Regions from separate parts of the Homo sapiens genome. Here region 1 is linked to region 2. Evidence: read pairs that join two places in POLR2A ChIA-PET (ENCODE). Cell type or tissue: IMR-90. All regions are shown on one strand.

The links. Peaks named below come from ENCODE experiments on the same cell type or tissue, not always from the same donor. Only the 100,000 strongest peaks of a DNase experiment are listed, where the experiment ranks them.
Region 1: POLR2A ChIA-PET joins it to region 2 with 21 read pairs; 3 of 35 experiments call an interaction of 5 or more read pairs at or near these places.

Annotation. Positions count from the first base shown.
Region 1 is chr19:651,028-659,027 of GRCh38, reverse strand. RNF126 (ring finger protein 126) reads left to right here. Exons shown (of 9, transcript NM_194460.3): 2 at 6,144-6,202; 3 at 6,732-6,795; 4 at 7,173-7,417. Among named protein-coding and RNA genes, the nearest start is that of RNF126, 8.2 kb to the left of the region's middle. RefSeq lists enhancers at 1-300, 301-1,213. In IMR-90, no CTCF peak of the experiment used is centred here; no DNase peak of the experiment used is centred here.
Region 2 is chr19:817,962-825,961 of GRCh38, reverse strand. It overlaps PLPPR3 (phospholipid phosphatase related 3), which reads left to right and starts at 4,007. Exons shown (of 8, transcript NM_001270366.2): 1 at 4,007-4,047; 2 at 4,377-4,477. The coding sequence starts at 4,403. In IMR-90, no CTCF peak of the experiment used is centred here; no DNase peak of the experiment used is centred here; H3K4me3 peaks cover 1,061 bases; H3K27me3 peaks cover 168 bases.

The DNA.
Region 1 (8,000 bases), 170 kb after region 2:
ATCGGGCACCAGCAATACCCCGGGAACCTGTGGATGTCGGCTGCCCTCTCTGGCCGGCTGGCGCTGGGGTCTGCCTCGGGCAGATGCCGGTGCTGAATTTCCTCCCACTTAGAACTCTGCCACCATGAGGACCTTCCTCTGAGCCTCGGGCGAGCCGTAGCACCCCTGGCACTGGCACGGATGGGCACCTGTGGGGTTCCAGTCCCTAGTGGTGGTGCCTGAAGCCACCTGGGAAGAAGAAGGCAGAGTTCGGGGCCTGGGCCGAGGCACGCCCTGGGGTGTGAGGCGGGGCCCCAGCCTGGGCTGAGGCAGTGGCTTCGCTCACGCCTCGTCCATCCAGCTTGTCTTGGGAGTGTGTGGTGCGTGGGGCCCAGGGACAGACGGTGTGAATGTGGGATGTGGTGGCAGCTGCTGAGGGCGGGAAGAAAGGGGTGCAGGCGCCGCACGTGCCCGTGCCTCTGGGGCTGCGGGGCCCACACACTGTGGATCAGCCGGGAAGCTTTGGGCACCCTTTAGGAAAACAGTAGCCAGCACGGGGGCTCCTACCGAGGCCGAGCACTGCACCATGACTCTCCCTGGGGTCTCCTGATGTGCACAGCTTCCCGAGGGCCCTGCCACCCACAGGGGCCGAGTCACTGTCACCAGGGGCCTGCCTGCCCTGGTCACTGTCAGTCATCTGGGGCCTGTAGGTCGCCAGCCCACTCCCCTCCATGCGCCTGGCCCTGGGCCCTCAGGACATGCGCCCCGTGCAGGCCCCGTGGATGAAGGGGCCTCTGCTGCCCTGCCAGGTCCCACCCGGGGATGAGGCCATCACGCTGCAGGGGTGCATGGGTGGAGCCCGGCACTGGCAGGGTCCCCCCTACCCTGGCTGCCTGGCCAGCTGTTGCTATGGTGATGATGCCGGGTGATCGTACCTCCTGCATCTGTTCTCTGACGGAGAGGTGAATGGATTCACCGTCTTCTGCTAGGGCCAGAGGCTCCAATGGGGCCTCTGTGGGGGCCCCCAGTGCGTGCTGCCCCCGGAGAAGGTGGGGCAGCTCCTTCACCAGGCCCCCTTGCCCAGGCGTTTCTACCTGCAGCTGCCCCGATTTAATACGAGACCAAGCGGTCTCTTGGCTGTGCCCTTGGAGGAGGAGGGCGGCTGGAGACCCCCAGGTCCAGCCCCTCCCACCGTCGGCCAGCAGAGGCTCAACCTCCACCCTGGATATCCGGGATCCACCTGTCACTTGCCTTCGTGACCAGAGCCTCGGTTCCGGCCTTCGGTGGCCCTGGAGGGGCTGGCCGGGGGCCTGAGAGACAGCCCAGAGCCCTGACAATACGCAGGAGTTGGGTCGCAGCCCTTGGCGTCCTCGATGGCACCCGGATTTCAGATATGAGTGAGTGTCCAGGCTGTCCTCTGTGACAGGGCAGAGGCTTGGAGCAGAGAGGTGACCTTTGAAACCCCTAGGGTGGGCGTTCCAGCAGCAGGGCCGACGTGCACAGGCCCCGACGCTGGAGTGGGTGCTGCAGAGAGAGGGTTCTGGACAGTGCTGTGGCACCAGGCCCCACGGCCGCTGCGGGCAGGACAGCGGGGGCCAAGAGGAGGCCAGGGCTGGGGCAGATGAGTGTGTATGTGGCCAGGTCGGGCTGTCGTGAGCCGGCAGTGCGGGTGGCGGGAGCATGCGTTGTGCCCTGGACTGAGACGGGAACCCGGGAGCCCGACAGAAAGCCAGTGATGCACAGAGGGGCTGAGCTCGGCACATGGGGACCAGAGCGGCCGAGCGCTGTGCCAGGCCACGTGGGCGTGTGCAGGGCCTCGTGCTTGTCCAGGAGAGATTCGGGGCTGGGGCTGGCAAGCCAGGGTCCTCAGAGGGAGACAGCTTCTCCCTCAGGCCCTTCTGGGGCTGCCTGACCTTGTGGATGCACCCAGCAGGAGAGATGGTGGTCGGGGCAGCTGCACAGCTGACTTACGTCCTGCCCTCAGTGGGGGCCAGTGCAGCTGTTCCAGGTCCACTGGGTGGTGCTAGCCTGGGGAGTCACCATGCAGGGAGAGCCTGAGCCCTGAGCTACCCCTCCATTCCCAGAGACCCACCCAGGCGATGGAGCGGCCCTGGGCTCCCGGTCAGCTGGCGGGCGGACGGCGGCAACCCCTGAGCCCAGAGGAGCCCCGATAGACCCGACACCGGCAGAAACCAGGGGTTCAGATTTGACTGTGAAGTCTCAGCGTGTTTACGTGGGGCGTCCCAATCCCGACACCCCAAACACACCCCAAGAACCGACGCCTGGGGAGAGTTGTCACGGCCACTGTGGCAGAGCCACACTGCTCCCACACTAAGCTCAGGGCCACAGTGGTGGTCGTTGGCTGCTTCCCCTTCCCCTTTCCCTTTTTCTTTTTCTTTTTCTGACACGGTCTCACTCTGTGGCCCAGGCTGGAGTGCAGTGGTATGATCTCGGCTCACTGCAACCTCTGCCTGCCGGGTTTAAGCGATTCTCGTGCCTCAGCTCCTGAGTAGCTGGGATTACAGGCACCCACCACCGTGCCCAGCTAATTTTTGTATTTTTAGTAGAGACGGTATTTCCCTATGTTGGCTGGTCTCGAACTCCTAACCTCAAGTGATCTGCCCACTTTGGCCTCCCAAAGTGCTAGGATTACAGGTGTGAGCCACTGTGCCCAGCCCTTTTTTTCTTTGTTTCTTTCTTTTTTTTGTTTTTGTTTTTGAGATGCTGCCTCACTCTGTTGCTGCAATCTTGGCTCACTGCAGCCTCCACCTCCCAGGTTCAAGCGATCCTGGCACCTCAGCCTCCCTAGCAGCTGGGACCACAGGCGCCTGGCCCATTTATTTTAATAGCTTTATCTCAGTATTTTCACACACCATATAATTCACCTGGTGAAACGTTTGTAGTATATTCATAAAGTTGTGCAACCACCACCACAGTCTAATTCCACAGCATTCTCACAGCTGCAAAAAGAACCCACCTCAGCCCTGCCAGCCGTCACTCCCCGTCCCCTCCCCCAGGCCCTGGTGCTCACACATCCCCTCTCTGTCTCTGTGGCTCGGCCTGTCCTGGACATTTCATAGACGTGGGATCACACGCTGCGTGGTCTTCTGTGTCTGGCATCTCTCACTGGACGTGATGTCCTCAAGATGCAATCCCCCCTCCCCCCCGCCGTGGCCTGGTCTGGGCCTTGCCCCTTTCCATGGTTGAGTCGTGCTCTGAGGTGCGGGTGGACACTGGAGCTGTTTGCATCTGCCGACGACGATGATGAACTGTGCTGCCGTGAACTCTCACCTGCCAGTTCTGGCCATGTGAACATTTGGTGGGCAGGTGTCTTCGTTTCTCTGGGGTCTGCGCCTGGAGTGAAAGTTCTAGCTCGTGGGTCATGGGGTAGTTCCATCTGGGGGACTTCTGGGCTCCCAGCAGGCCTGACGGGGTCTTGCATCTCGTCCTGGCTGGCCCTGGGAAGTGGCATCTCGCTGGGGCTGGCCGGCTGCGTTTACCCAGCGTGTTTTTGGAGGCATGTCCTGTACACGTCCTTTCCCCCCCCACTTTTCTTTTTTTTTGAGATGGAGTGTCACTCTGTCGCCCGGGCTAGAGTGCAGTGGCGCGATCTCGGCTCACTGCAAGCTCTGCCTCCCAGGTTCAAGCCGTTCTCCTGCCTCAGCCTCCCGACTTTGCCCGTTTTTAGTTGCGTTGTCTGTTTCTCTTTTTCTTTTTTTTTTTGGCAGGGTCTGGTTCTGTCACCCAGGCTAGCGCAGTGGTGGGACCACAGCTCACTGCGGTCTCGATCTCCTGGACTCAAGCCATTCTGCCTCCTGCCTCCCGCTCCTGCCTGTCTCCTCCCCCTCCTTAGTAGCTGGAGCTACAGACCCACCCCAGCATACCCAGCTAATTTGTTTTTTGTAGAAATGGGGTTTGGCCATGTTGGCTAGGCTGGTCTCAAGCTCCTGACCTCAAATGGTCTGCCCACCTTGGCTTCCCAAAGTACTGGGATCACAGGTGTGAGCTGCTGCACCTGGCCTGGGCTTTTTTTTCTTTCTTTCTTTCTTTCTTTTGAGTTGTAAGCACTTTTTTTTTTCCCGATACGGAGTCTCACTCTGTCGCCCAGGCTGGAGTTACAATGTCATGATCTCGGCTCGTTGCAGCCTCCGCCTCCTAGGTTCAAGCGATTCTCCTGTCTCAGCCTCCTGAGTAGCTGGGATTACAGGTACGTGCCACCACGCCTGGCTAACATTTGTATTTTTAGTAGAGACGGGGTTTCTCCATGTTGTCCAGGCTGGTCTCGAACTCCTGGCCTCAGGTGATTCGCCTGCCTCGGCCTCCCAAAGTGCCAGGATTACAGGTATGAGACACCGCGCCCGGCCAGCACTTTTTTTTTTTTTTTTTTTTTTTTTTTTTTTTTTTTTGAGACGGAGTCTTGCTCCCTCGCCCAGGCTGCAGTGCAATGGCACAATCTCAGCTCACTGCAACCTCCGCCTCCCGGGCTCAAGCAATTCTCCTGCCTCAGCCTCCCAAGTAGCTGGGATTACAGGCGCCCGCCACCACACCCGGCTAATTTTTGTATTTTTAGTAGAGACAGAGTTTCACCATGTTGGCCAGGCTGGTCTCCAACTCCTGATCTCAGATGATCCGCCCGCCTCGGCCTCCCGAAGTGCCAGGATTACAGGCCTGAGCCACCGCGCCCCCGGTGATGGCGGAGCGTGCCGAGAATTCGTGGGGCGTGGGCTGAAACGCATGTGGTGCCTCCCGGCCTCACCAGGAGCCGGGCCGCACTTTTTCTATATTGTAGATGGTGCCTCTTCACTCTCCCCTCACGGTGGGTTCATGTGCATCTGGCATCGTTTGCTCACCCTGGCCTTAGTCCCTCCCCACCCAGCCTGTGCTTCAGTGGCAGGAGCAGGTGAGGCAGGCACGGCGTGGTGTGGGCGGGGGCCCAGCTGTCGGCCCTCCCCTTGGGCACTGCACGCCAGACCCCCGCTTCTCCCCAGAGTCAGTGGGTGAGGCCGGGATCTTGCTTGCTGGAGAGGTCCCAGCCCCTGCCCCTGCGAAGACTGAACAGCCCCGGTGCAACCTGCATCCCCAGAGCCTGGGGTCGACCTTGGCTCCCCTCACAGCACTCCCCCATGCACGGTGGGAGCCTTGTCTCCTGTTTTTGTCTGTGTTACCTGGGGGTGGTCTTGGGACCCCCATGTGAGCCCCTGGCGTGATGACACGTGCCGTGTGAGGCCATTTTCACGTTGCTGCGATGGAGCACTTGAGACTGGGTCGTTCATAGAGAGCAGTTGATTTAGCTTCCAGTTTCCAGTTCTGCAGGCTGTGCGGGAAGTGTGTGTCGGCATCTGCCCAGCCCCTGGTGAGGCCGGGAGGCACCATGCACGTTTCAGCCCAGGCCCCACGAATGCTCGGCACGCTCCGCCATCACCAGGGGCCCAGCCATCCATGAGGAGTCCGCCCTGTGAGCCAGTGTCTCCAGCAGGCCCTTCAGCCCTGGGGATCCCGTTGCAGTGTGAGATCCACAGGGGATGGCATCCGTCCTGCTCGGCACAGCTGTGGCTTGAGGCTGGTGCTGGGGAACTGTGAACGTGGTTTTGGGACTCACCCACGGCTGTCCCTGGGCAGGGTCCTCACGTCTCCTCTGGGACATCACCATGTTGGCCTTGTGTTGTCCTTGGCTCTAGGGGGACCTGGGGATGGGGTCTTGCAGGGGTGTGGCCAGCGTGGACGTGGCCTCCCCCGAGCCAGGGGAACGGGCTGTGTGCGGGGCTGCCAGAGCGTCCTGGAAATGCCACTGTGGGGTATTGGGGCACCCCTCCGAGTGGTGCCACCTGTGTGAGGAGGTGCCCAGGCACTGGTGACGCCCGTCACGGTGGGGCAGGTCGGAGGGGCTCAGCCAAGGCGCTGATGACGCTGGTGACGCCCGTCACGGTGGGGCCAGGTCGGAGGGGCTCAGATCGCCGGGAGCCACCAAAGGGTCAGCGGGTGGCTGGCAGAGGCCAGGTCCCCTCGGCCGCCCTCCAGGACCCACGGGTTGGGAGCCACCCTGGCCTGCGTGTGCCTGGCCAGCCAGAGACCGCTGGGTCCGGAGCCCCTCTGTCCTCACACTTGGGGGGGTTTGCAGGTGATGCCGGCGTCACCGTGACCCGGCCTCCTGTTCTCTCCTGCAGGATTATATCTGTCCAAGATGCGAGTCTGGTTTTATCGAGGAGCTTCCGGAAGAGACCAGGTAATGCAGCCCCCTGTTGAAGAGGCTGGAAGAGCCAGCCGGGCCTCAGCTGTTGTAGGGGTGTGGGCTGTGCTGGCGTCCGCCCCGCCGAGTGTGGGGCCGTCAGGCCCTGGTGTCTGTGGCTCCGGGAGCACTTTTCTCTGTGCAGACAGCAGCGTGCCGTTCTCTTCTGTGATGGCCGGGCCGGGGCCAGAGGGGAGTGCCGGCAACCTGTGCAGCCGCTCACCTCCCTCAGCCTCGGCGGCTAATCTGGTGACCCAGGCCCTCCGGGGAAGGGGCCACGGGGGCCCTACCCACATTCTCACGCTTAGGAGGCTGTTGGGGTCTGCACCGGTTTATCGAGAAACCCGTGGTTTACTGGCGAGGGAAGCAGCAGCGGGTTACGGCACCAAATGCTGGGGCGGTGGCGGGTGGGAAGCAGTGCCAAGGACAATTCCTGCTCTCCCAACATAGGCTTTTGAGGGGAGGGAGCGCCTGGCGCATGGGGGCACAGGGTAGCCGGCACTGCTGACCTGCACTCTCTCCCCAGGAGCACAGAAAATGGTTCTGCCCCCTCCACAGCTCCCACAGACCAGAGCCGGCCACCGTTGGAGGTGAGTCGCCCGCCCCTCGTGCTTCCCGATCGTGTCAGCCTTGCTCGGGGCCCCGAGCGCCAGCCTGTCCCCACCTCGCCTCCCCGGCTCTCCCTGCCCGCACGGCGGAGGAAATTTTTCCCTCCAGGGGCCCGGGCCAGGGATTGGGGCGGCCCACGCTGCTTGGTTGGTTTCTTGGATGAAAGCGAAACTTCCACCGAGGCATCTCACACCAGCGGGGCAGGCTCTGCCCAATTCCTGCCTCCCTGTCTGCGTCTCCCTCCCACCCGGCACCCAGCAGGGCCCGTCTTGCTTTCTCCTTTGTCTTTGTGCCCTAGCGCCCCCAGCAGACTGCACGGGCCTGAGCCCCCGAGGTCACGCCCCCCTCCTCTCCCCAGCACGTGGACCAGCACCTGTTCACGCTGCCGCAGGGCTACGGACAGTTTGCTTTCGGCATCTTCGATGACAGCTTCGAGATCCCCACGTTCCCTCCTGGGGCGCAGGCTGACGACGGCAGGGACCCTGAGAGCCGGCGGGAGAGAGACCATCCGTCCCGGCACCGGTACGGCGCCCGACAGCCCCGCGCCCGCCTCACCACGCGGCGGGCCACCGGCCGGCACGAAGGCGTCCCCACGCTGGAAGGGTGAGGGGGCCCCGGGGGTGGCCGCGAGGGCCCCACGCCTTGAGGTCGGAAGTTCTGGCGCTTAGAATCCAGCACGGGTTCCACGGAAACGTGGCATCATCCATAGGCTCTCTGGAGAGGCCGCCCGGCCAGGCCCTCCAGCCCCCTGTGACTCCCCACACGGCCCTTCGGAGACAGAAGTATGCCGGTTCAGGGTGTGTGGGTTGACCACAGAGTGGGGCACCGTGTGCCTGCCAGGCCCACGTGCTCTGGAGACTGCTGTCCACACGCGTGTCGTCAAACGCTGTCCAGGCCTTGGGCCCAGAACAGAGCCTGGGGGAGCCGTCGCAGGGCCCCACTCCTGGTGGAACGGAGCCTGGGGGAGCCGTCGCAGGGCCCCACTCCTGGTGGAACGGAGCCTGGGGGAGCCGTCGCAGGGCCCCATTCCTGGTGGAACAGAGCCTGGGGGAGCCGTCGCTGGGCCCTGCTCCTGGTGGAACAGAGCCTGGGGGAGCCGTCGCAGGGCCCTACTCCTGGCGGTTGATGCTTTTATGGTTGTGTGTCTCACCTGCTGGAAATGTCATCTTTAAAAGTGGCTAATTTT
Region 2 (8,000 bases):
TCTCACTATGTTGCTCGGGCTGGTTTGAAACTCCTAAGCTCAAGCAATCCACCTGCCTCGGCCTCCCAAAGTGCTGGGAGCACAGGTGTGAGCTACTGCGTCCAAACTCACCTCCATTTTTTACAAAGGGGCTCATTTCCAAGGTGAAACTGAGGTCTGGAGCTTACCGTGTCCCCCACACCCTTGGGGACACCAGTTTGTGTCTGGGCCTGTGGGAGCCCTCTGAGGGCAGTTTGCCCCTCCAAGGGGCGGATACGGGGAGAGTCCAGGGAGGCGGGGCCGGTGTGCCTTGAGGTCCGCTGCCCATCGGGAATGTAGGGTCCCAGGGCTCAAATCTGGTCTCCAGGCCGGGAGCGGTGGCTCACACCTGTAATCTCAGCACTTTGGGAGGCCGAGGCGGGCGGATCATGAGGTCAGGAGATCAAGACCTTCCTGGCTAACACGGTGAAACCCCATCTCTACTAAAGATACAAAAAATTAGCCGGGCGTGGTGGTGGGCGCCTGTAGTCCCAGCTACTCAGGAGGCTGAGGCAGGAGAATGGCGTGAACCCAGGAGGCGGAGCTTGCAGTGAGCCGAGATCGTGCCACTGCACTCCAGCCCGGGAGACAGTGAGACTCCATCTCAAAAAAATAATAATAATAATAATAATTCCGGTCTCCACTGAGTTTCACAGCCCAGCCACCTCACAGGGTCCATGGCACAGCCCCCAGATCCCTGCCTCCGTCCAAGCCAGCTCTCCCTCTCTGCCCACCCCGGATCCTACCTGTCCATCTTCCCTGCGGAGGCCCCAGCCTCCATCCACCCTGTCCTGGCCAAACGTGGGCCTCAGCTCTCCCGTGGGCCAGGCCCCATTTCCCCTCTGCCGGGAGCCGGAAGCTCTGTCCCTCCCAGTCGCATGACCTCAGGGCGAGCTCGCTGTCTGCACGTCAGTGTGCCCTGAGACAGGGATAGACTCTGCCTTCTAGACAGAACAGTGCTGAGCATGGAGTGGGGTTCATATTCTGAAAAGTTTTTGAGGCCGGGCGTGGTGGCTCACGCCTGTAATCCCAGTGCCTTGGGAGGCCGAGGTGGGAGGATCACTTGAGCCCAGGAGTTTGAGACCAGCCTTGGCAACATGGTGAGACCCTCTCTCTATTAAAAAAAAAAAAAAAAAGCTGGGCGCGGTGGCTCACGCCTGTAATCCCAGCACTTTGGGAGGCCAAGACGGGCGGATCACGAGGTCAGGAGATCAAGACCATCCTGGCTAACACGGTGAAACACCGTCTCTACTAAAAATACAAAAGAATTACCCGGGCATAGTCCTGGGCGCCTGCGGTCCCAGCTACTCGGGAGGCTGAGGCAGGAGAATGGCGTGAACCCGGGAGGTGGAGCTTGCAGTGAGCCGAGATCGCGCCACTGCACTCCAGCCTAGACGACAGAGTGCAACTCCGTCTCCCAAAAAAAAAAAAAAAGGCTGGGCTCCGTGGCTCCCCTGTCATCCCAGTACTTTGGGAGGCTGAGGCAGCAGATCAGCTGAGGTCAGGAGATCAACACCAGCCTGACCAACATGGGGAGATCCTCTTTCTACTAAAAATACAAAAATTAGCCCGTCGTGGTGGCAGGCGCCTATAATCCCAACTACTCGGGAGGCTGAGGAGGGAGAATCACTTGAACCCAGGAGGTGGGAGGTTGCAGTGAGCTGAAATCGCACGATTGCACTCCAGCCTGGGCGACAGAGCAAGAGTCCATCTCAAAATAATAGTAATAATAATAATAATCATTTTTAAATAAAAGTTTTGAGCAGCGTCTGGTACGCTCAACCCCTCCGGCCTGCTCGGAACTCTCCCATCACTCAAGCCCAGGCCCCACACTCAAGCCCAGGCCCCTCAGCCAAGCAACGTGCCCTCCATGGCCAGGCCTGCCCCATCTCCACCACTGGTGATCCTAGGGGGAGAAGACCCTGAGACTCCCCCAGATCTTCTGTTGGACCCCCAAGCTGCCAGGAGGGTCCCCCTGCACACTCTCCCACTCCTGACCTCAGAAGGCTCCTGAAAATCAATTGCATTTTCCTCCTCCTCCCCCAGAGAGCTGTTTGTGGTCACCTTGCAACACCCAGATTCCCAACGGCCACTCTGGCCCCGCCTCTCACAGGCCAGGAAAACAGCCGCAGCCACAGCAGGCAACGTCCCCCTTCTCCAGGGCTGTTGGGGAGGAACAGGATCGCATCGAATGGGACCCACCTGTGACCAACTGCTCACAGGGCCTCCCCGAGCCCCCCTGCAGGAACCGGGGGGCCAAAGACCCCTCCCCAGGCAGTCCGTGCAGTCCTGTCCCAGGAAGCTGGGCTGCCTCCGAGTCCATCCAAAGGTAGCAACACCATTGAGTTCCCATCCTATTCCCATCGCCATTTAACTGTTTCCGCATTTATGGCAGGCGACCCTCTTCCCGGGGGCAGCAGTGCCTGTTATGAGCAAACTAAGGTATCTAGCAGGGCTCCAACCCTCTGGAGTCACTGTTTGTTTGTTTTTTTTTTTTTTTTTGAGATAGAGTCTCCTTCTGTCGCCCAGGCTGGAGGGCAATGGTGCCATCTCGGCTCACTGCAACCTCCGCCTCCCAGGTTCAAGCAATTCTCCTGCCTCAGCCTCCCATCTGGCTGGGATTACAGGCGCCTGCCACCATGTCCGGCTAATTTTTATATTTTTAGTAGAGATGGGGTTTCACCATGTTGGCCAGGCTGGTCTGGAACTCCTGGCCTCAAGGGATCCTCCCGCCTCTGCCTCCCAAAGTGCTGGGATTATAGGCCTGAGCCACTGCACCCAGCCTGGAAGTCACTCTTTGTTTGTTTGTTTGTTTGTTTGTTTTGAGACAGAGTCTCGCTCTTGTTGCCCAGGCTGGAGTGCAGTGGCACGATCTCGGCTCACTGCAACCTCCGCTTCCCAGGTTCAAGCGATTCTCCTGCCTCAGCCTCCCGAGTAGCTGGGATTACAGGCATGAGCCACCACACCCTAAAAATTTTTGTATTTTTAGTAGAGACGGGGTTTCACCATGTTGTCCAGGCTGGTCTCGAACTCCTGCCCTCGTGATCCGCCCGCCTCGACCTCCCAAAGTGCTGGGATTACAGGCCTGAGCCACCGCGCACGGCCCAAAAACCGATTTTTGTAAATCCTGCCGTTTGGGGCCCGGAGACCTCGGATTGCGACCCAGGGTGCCCAAGCCTCAGTTTCCCCATCCCTACAACGGGGGTCAACCAGCCCCTACCCCGCAGGGCTGCGCATATGGAGGAGGAAATGCACGCAGACAGCAGGCACTGCCCGAGTGCGGGTCCCGAGGGCCCTGCCCGCATCCCGCAGCCCCCAGCCCCCAGCCCCGCGCCCCGCAATCCCGCCGTGCGCACCGAGCGGCTGCGGCCAGGCGGAGGGTGGACCCCGGCGCGGCGGAGGGGGCGAGGGTGAGTGCGGGGGGAAGGGAGGGAGGCACCGGGAGACCCCCCAGTCCCCCTCCCCCAGCTCTTTTGTCTCCGATGCTCCGGGCGCCCTGGGAGCCTCGCCATGGAAACGCGCACCAGCGAGCGGCGGGCTCCGCGGAGGGGCGGGCGGAGGCGCGGGGCGGGGGCAGTCGGAGCCGGCGAGAGACCGTGAGAGACACGGAGACAGTCAGAGACCCCGAAACCCCAACCCCCGCCCCCGCCTCCGCCCCCGTCTCGATGGCGCCCCCCGGGCCGACCGCAGCCACCCGGGAGGGGAGGACGGGACCGTCACCGCCGCAGGCCCGAAGGGAGGAGGACGCGACCCCCGAGCCCCGCCAGCCGCTCGCGCAGACCTGAGACCCCCGAGACCCCCGGCGGTGGGAGGCGGCGCCAGGGAGGCGGGGACGGTGCGCGGGGCCTGCGGAGGACGCGCCCAGACAAAGAGCCCCCGCCCCTGGCTGCGGCGTCTGGGCTGCGGCGTCTGGGCGCGCGCGGGGGTCTCCGGGCCGGACCCTCCCCTCCCCCGTCCCCCTCCCCTTCCCGGCTCCCGGCCCCGCCCCACGGAGGAGACGCGCTTTGTGCTGGGCGCCGGCCGCGCCAGGTGAGGGGCTGTGGGGCTGGGGGCGCGGACCCAGTCTCCTCCGCCGCCCGGAACCCCAGTTCTCCCGGATGCCCCCCACCACCACGCGGGGACTGGCTCCCGCCCGGAGACCCCCCGCCCTCCTCGGCGATCCCGGCCCCGACCCCCCGATCCCGGGTGTAGGGGCGCCCGGAAGCCGCGTGCTGGGCCGGGGCGCGGGGAGGCCACGCGGACGCCGCTCTCTGCAGCCTCAGTTTCCCCGACCGCCCCTCCCCCGCCGGCGCCGGCCACCGTGTCTCCCCCGGGCTCCGCCTGCGCGCCCCCCTCCAGCGCCGCTTTCTCCCCTCCAGCCACGGCCTGCGGCGCCCGCGGCACCATGATCTCCACCAAGGAGAAGAACAAGATCCCGAAGGACAGCATGACGCTTCTGCCCTGCTTCTACTTCGTGGAGGTGGGTGGGGGTCGCGCTGGGGCCCGGGGGAGACGCCTCGGTTCCGCCCGCCCGCAGAGACCCCCGCGCTGGGGGACCGGAGCCGGCGCAGCTGCCCCGGCAGTGGCCTCGGGGCGGGGCAGGACCGGGGTGTCCGGCGGATGGGGGGTGGGGCAGAGGACTTGGGCTGTGCGGGTCGAGTAGGAGCTCCAGAGGAACCGAGGGGGGTCCAGGCCGTGGGAACTGTGGGCAGGTGCTAGGAGGGGAGCCCTTCTGACCAAGGTGTGGTCAGAGGGGCTGGGGGTCGGGGGCTGGGGGCCTGGAGGGGGCGGGGAGGCCGGAGGGGGTGGGGTTGGGTGCAGGTGCCGCGTGGGCTCCGAAGCCTCAGGGTCTGAGTTCACCTCTGCTAATGGTGAGGCTGGTGCCCTGCCCCTAACCTCTCTGGGCCTCCGCTTTTCCACTCCTGGAGCTGATAGGAATTAATATCTACAGAATACGGAAACGTGTTAGGCACATAGTGAGGAGTTTATGACCATAAATGGAACCCCTTGCCCTGTGCGGTGGCTCACGCCTGTAATCCCAGCACTTTGGGAGGCCAAGGCGGGTGGATCACCTAGGTCAGGAGTTCAAGACCAGCCTAGCCAACATGGTGAAACCCCTCTCCATTAAAAATACAAAAATTAGGCTGGGCACTGTGGCTCACGCCTGTAATCCCAGCACTTTGGGAGGCCGAGGTGGGCAGATCACCTGAGGGCAGGAGTTCAAGACCAGCCTGGCCAACATGGTGAAACCCCATCTCTACTAAAAAATACAAAAAAATTAGCCGGGTATGTTGGCTTATGCCTGTGAGCCCAGCTACTCGGGAGGCTGGGGCAGGAGAATCGCTTGAACCCAGGAGGTGGAGGTTGCAGTGAGCAGAGATCATGCCACTGCACTCCAGCCTGGGCAACAGAGCAAGGCCCTGTCTTAGAAAAAAAAAAAGAAGACAATAAATGTAATAAATGGAGCCCCCTGCCCTGTGCGGTGGCTCACGTTTGTCATGTTTGTAATCCCAGCACTTTGGGAGACTGAGGTGGGAGGATCACTTGAGGCCAGGAGTTTGAGACCAACCTGGGCAACACAGCAAGATCCCATCTCTACAGAAAAAATTAAAATATTAGTTGGGCGTGTGCTGCGTGCCTTTATTCTCAGCTACTTAGGAGGCCGAGGTGGGAGGATTGCTTGAGCCCAGGAGGTTGAGGCTGTAGTGAGTTGTGATCACACCACTGCACTCCAGCCTGGATGACAGAGACTCTGTCTCTAAAACAAAAAAGCTACCATTTTGGCACACACCTGGCTCAGGATGGTAGAGTAACTTAAGGCTGGGGTGGTGGCTCACGCCTGTGATCTCAACACATTGGGAGGCCCAGGTAGATGGATTGCTTGAGCCCAAGAGTTCAAGACTAGCCTGGGCAACATGGCAAAAACCCATCTCTACAAAATTTTAAAAACAGAAAAAATAGCTGGGCGTGGTGGTGTGCAGCTGAGGTCTCAGTTACATAGGAGCCTGAGATGGAGGATGACTTGAGCCCAGGTGGCGGAGGTTGCAGTGAGCCAAGATCACACCACTGCACTTCAGCCTGGATGACAGAGCCAGACCCCATCTCAAAAAATAAAATAACTTTAATCCATCCTTGCATGTCAGGCCAGGAAAACCGGCTCTAGTGATGGGCCTTCCAGAGCCTCGATGGAAGACGGGACCCTAGTCTCAAGGAAGCAGTGACCCGTGCAGGTCACACGGCCAGCGGCTGGCCTGTAATCCGTTACCTCACACCCGGGCAAGTGGGTCCCTCCCAAACACAATATCATTAAGTTGCCCACATCACTTCATAGAAAATCTGTTTATTTTTCGAAATTGCACTTAAATTCCTGTTGCAGGACGGGCATGGTGGCTCACACCTATAATCCCAGCACTTTGGGAGGCCGAGGTGGGCGGATCACCTAAGGTCAGGAGTTCGAGACCAGCCTGGTCAATATGGTGAAACCCCATCTCTACTAAAAATACAAAAATTAGCTGGGCATGGTGGTCGTAGTGGTGGGCGCCTGTAATCCCATCTACTCGGGAGGCTGAGGCAGGAGAATCGCTTGAACCCAGGAGGTGGAGGTTGCAGTTAGCCGAGATCGCGCCACTGCACTCCAGCCTGGGCAACAGAGTGAGACTCCATCTCGGAAAAAAAAAAAAAAAAAGTAGGCTGGGTGCAGTGGCTCACGCCTGTCATCCCAGCACTTTGGGAGGCCGGGACGGGCAGATCACCTGAGGTCAGGAGTTTGAGACCAGTCTGGCCAATGTGGTGAAACCACACCTCTACTAAAAATACAAAAATTAGCCCAGCGTGGTGGTGTGTGCCTGTAGTCTCAGCTACTCCGGAGGCTGAGGTGGGAGAATCGCTTGAGGACGGGAGGTGGAGGTTGCAGTGAGCTGAGACTGTTCCACTGCACGCCAGCTTGGGCAAGAGAGCAAGACTCCATCTCAAAAAATAATAATAATAAATAAAATAATAATAATAAGGCCGAGCGCAGTGGCTCACACCTGTAATTCCAGTGCTTTGGGAGGCTGAGGCAGGAAGATCACTTGAGGCCTGGAGTTCAAGGCTAGCCTGAGCCCCAGCTAATTTTTAAAAATCATTTTTAGTAGGCTGTGCGTGGTGGCTCACGCCTGTCATCCCAGCACTTTGGAAGGCCTAGGTGGGCGGATCATGAGGTCAGGAGATCGAGACCATCCTGGCTAACACGGTGAAACCCCGTCTCTACTAAAAATACAAAAAATTAGCCGGGCGCGGTGGCGGGCGCCTGTAGTCCCAGCTACTCGGGAGGCTGAGGCAGGAGAATGGCGTGAACCCGGGATGTGGAGCTTGCAGTGAGCCGAGATCGCGCCACTGCACTCCAGCCTGGGCGACAGAGCGAGACTCCAAAAAAAAGTATGTATTTAGTAGAGACAGGGTCTTACTGTGTTGCTCAGGCTAGCGTTGAACTCCAGGCCTCAAGTGATCTTCCTGCCTCAGCCTCCCAAAGCACTGGAATTACAGGTGTGAGCCACTGCGGTCGGCCTTATTATTATTATTTTATTTATTATTATTATTTTTTGAGATGGAGTCCTGCTGTCTTGCCCAAGCTGGAGTGCAGTGGAACAATGTCAGCTCACTGCAACCTCCACCTCCCGTCCTCAAACGATTCTCCCACCTTAGCCTCCGGAGTAGCTGAGACTACAGGCACGCACCACCACGCTGGGTTAATTTTTGTATTTTTAGTAGAGATGGGGTTTCACCATGTTGGCCAGGCTGGTCTCAAACTCCTGACCTCAGGTGATCTGCCCGTCCCGGCCTCCCAAAGTGCTGGGATGACAGGCGTGAGCCACCGCACCCGGCCCATGGTTAGATATTTTTAAGGCCGCGCCCAGGCCCCACCTCAGACCCTCCCCGGGCTTGATGCTGTCTGCCCGCCCCAGCAAAATCATGCTGATAATGAAAGTGGAGAGAACAAGTAGATAGTTGCCAGGGGCCACCTC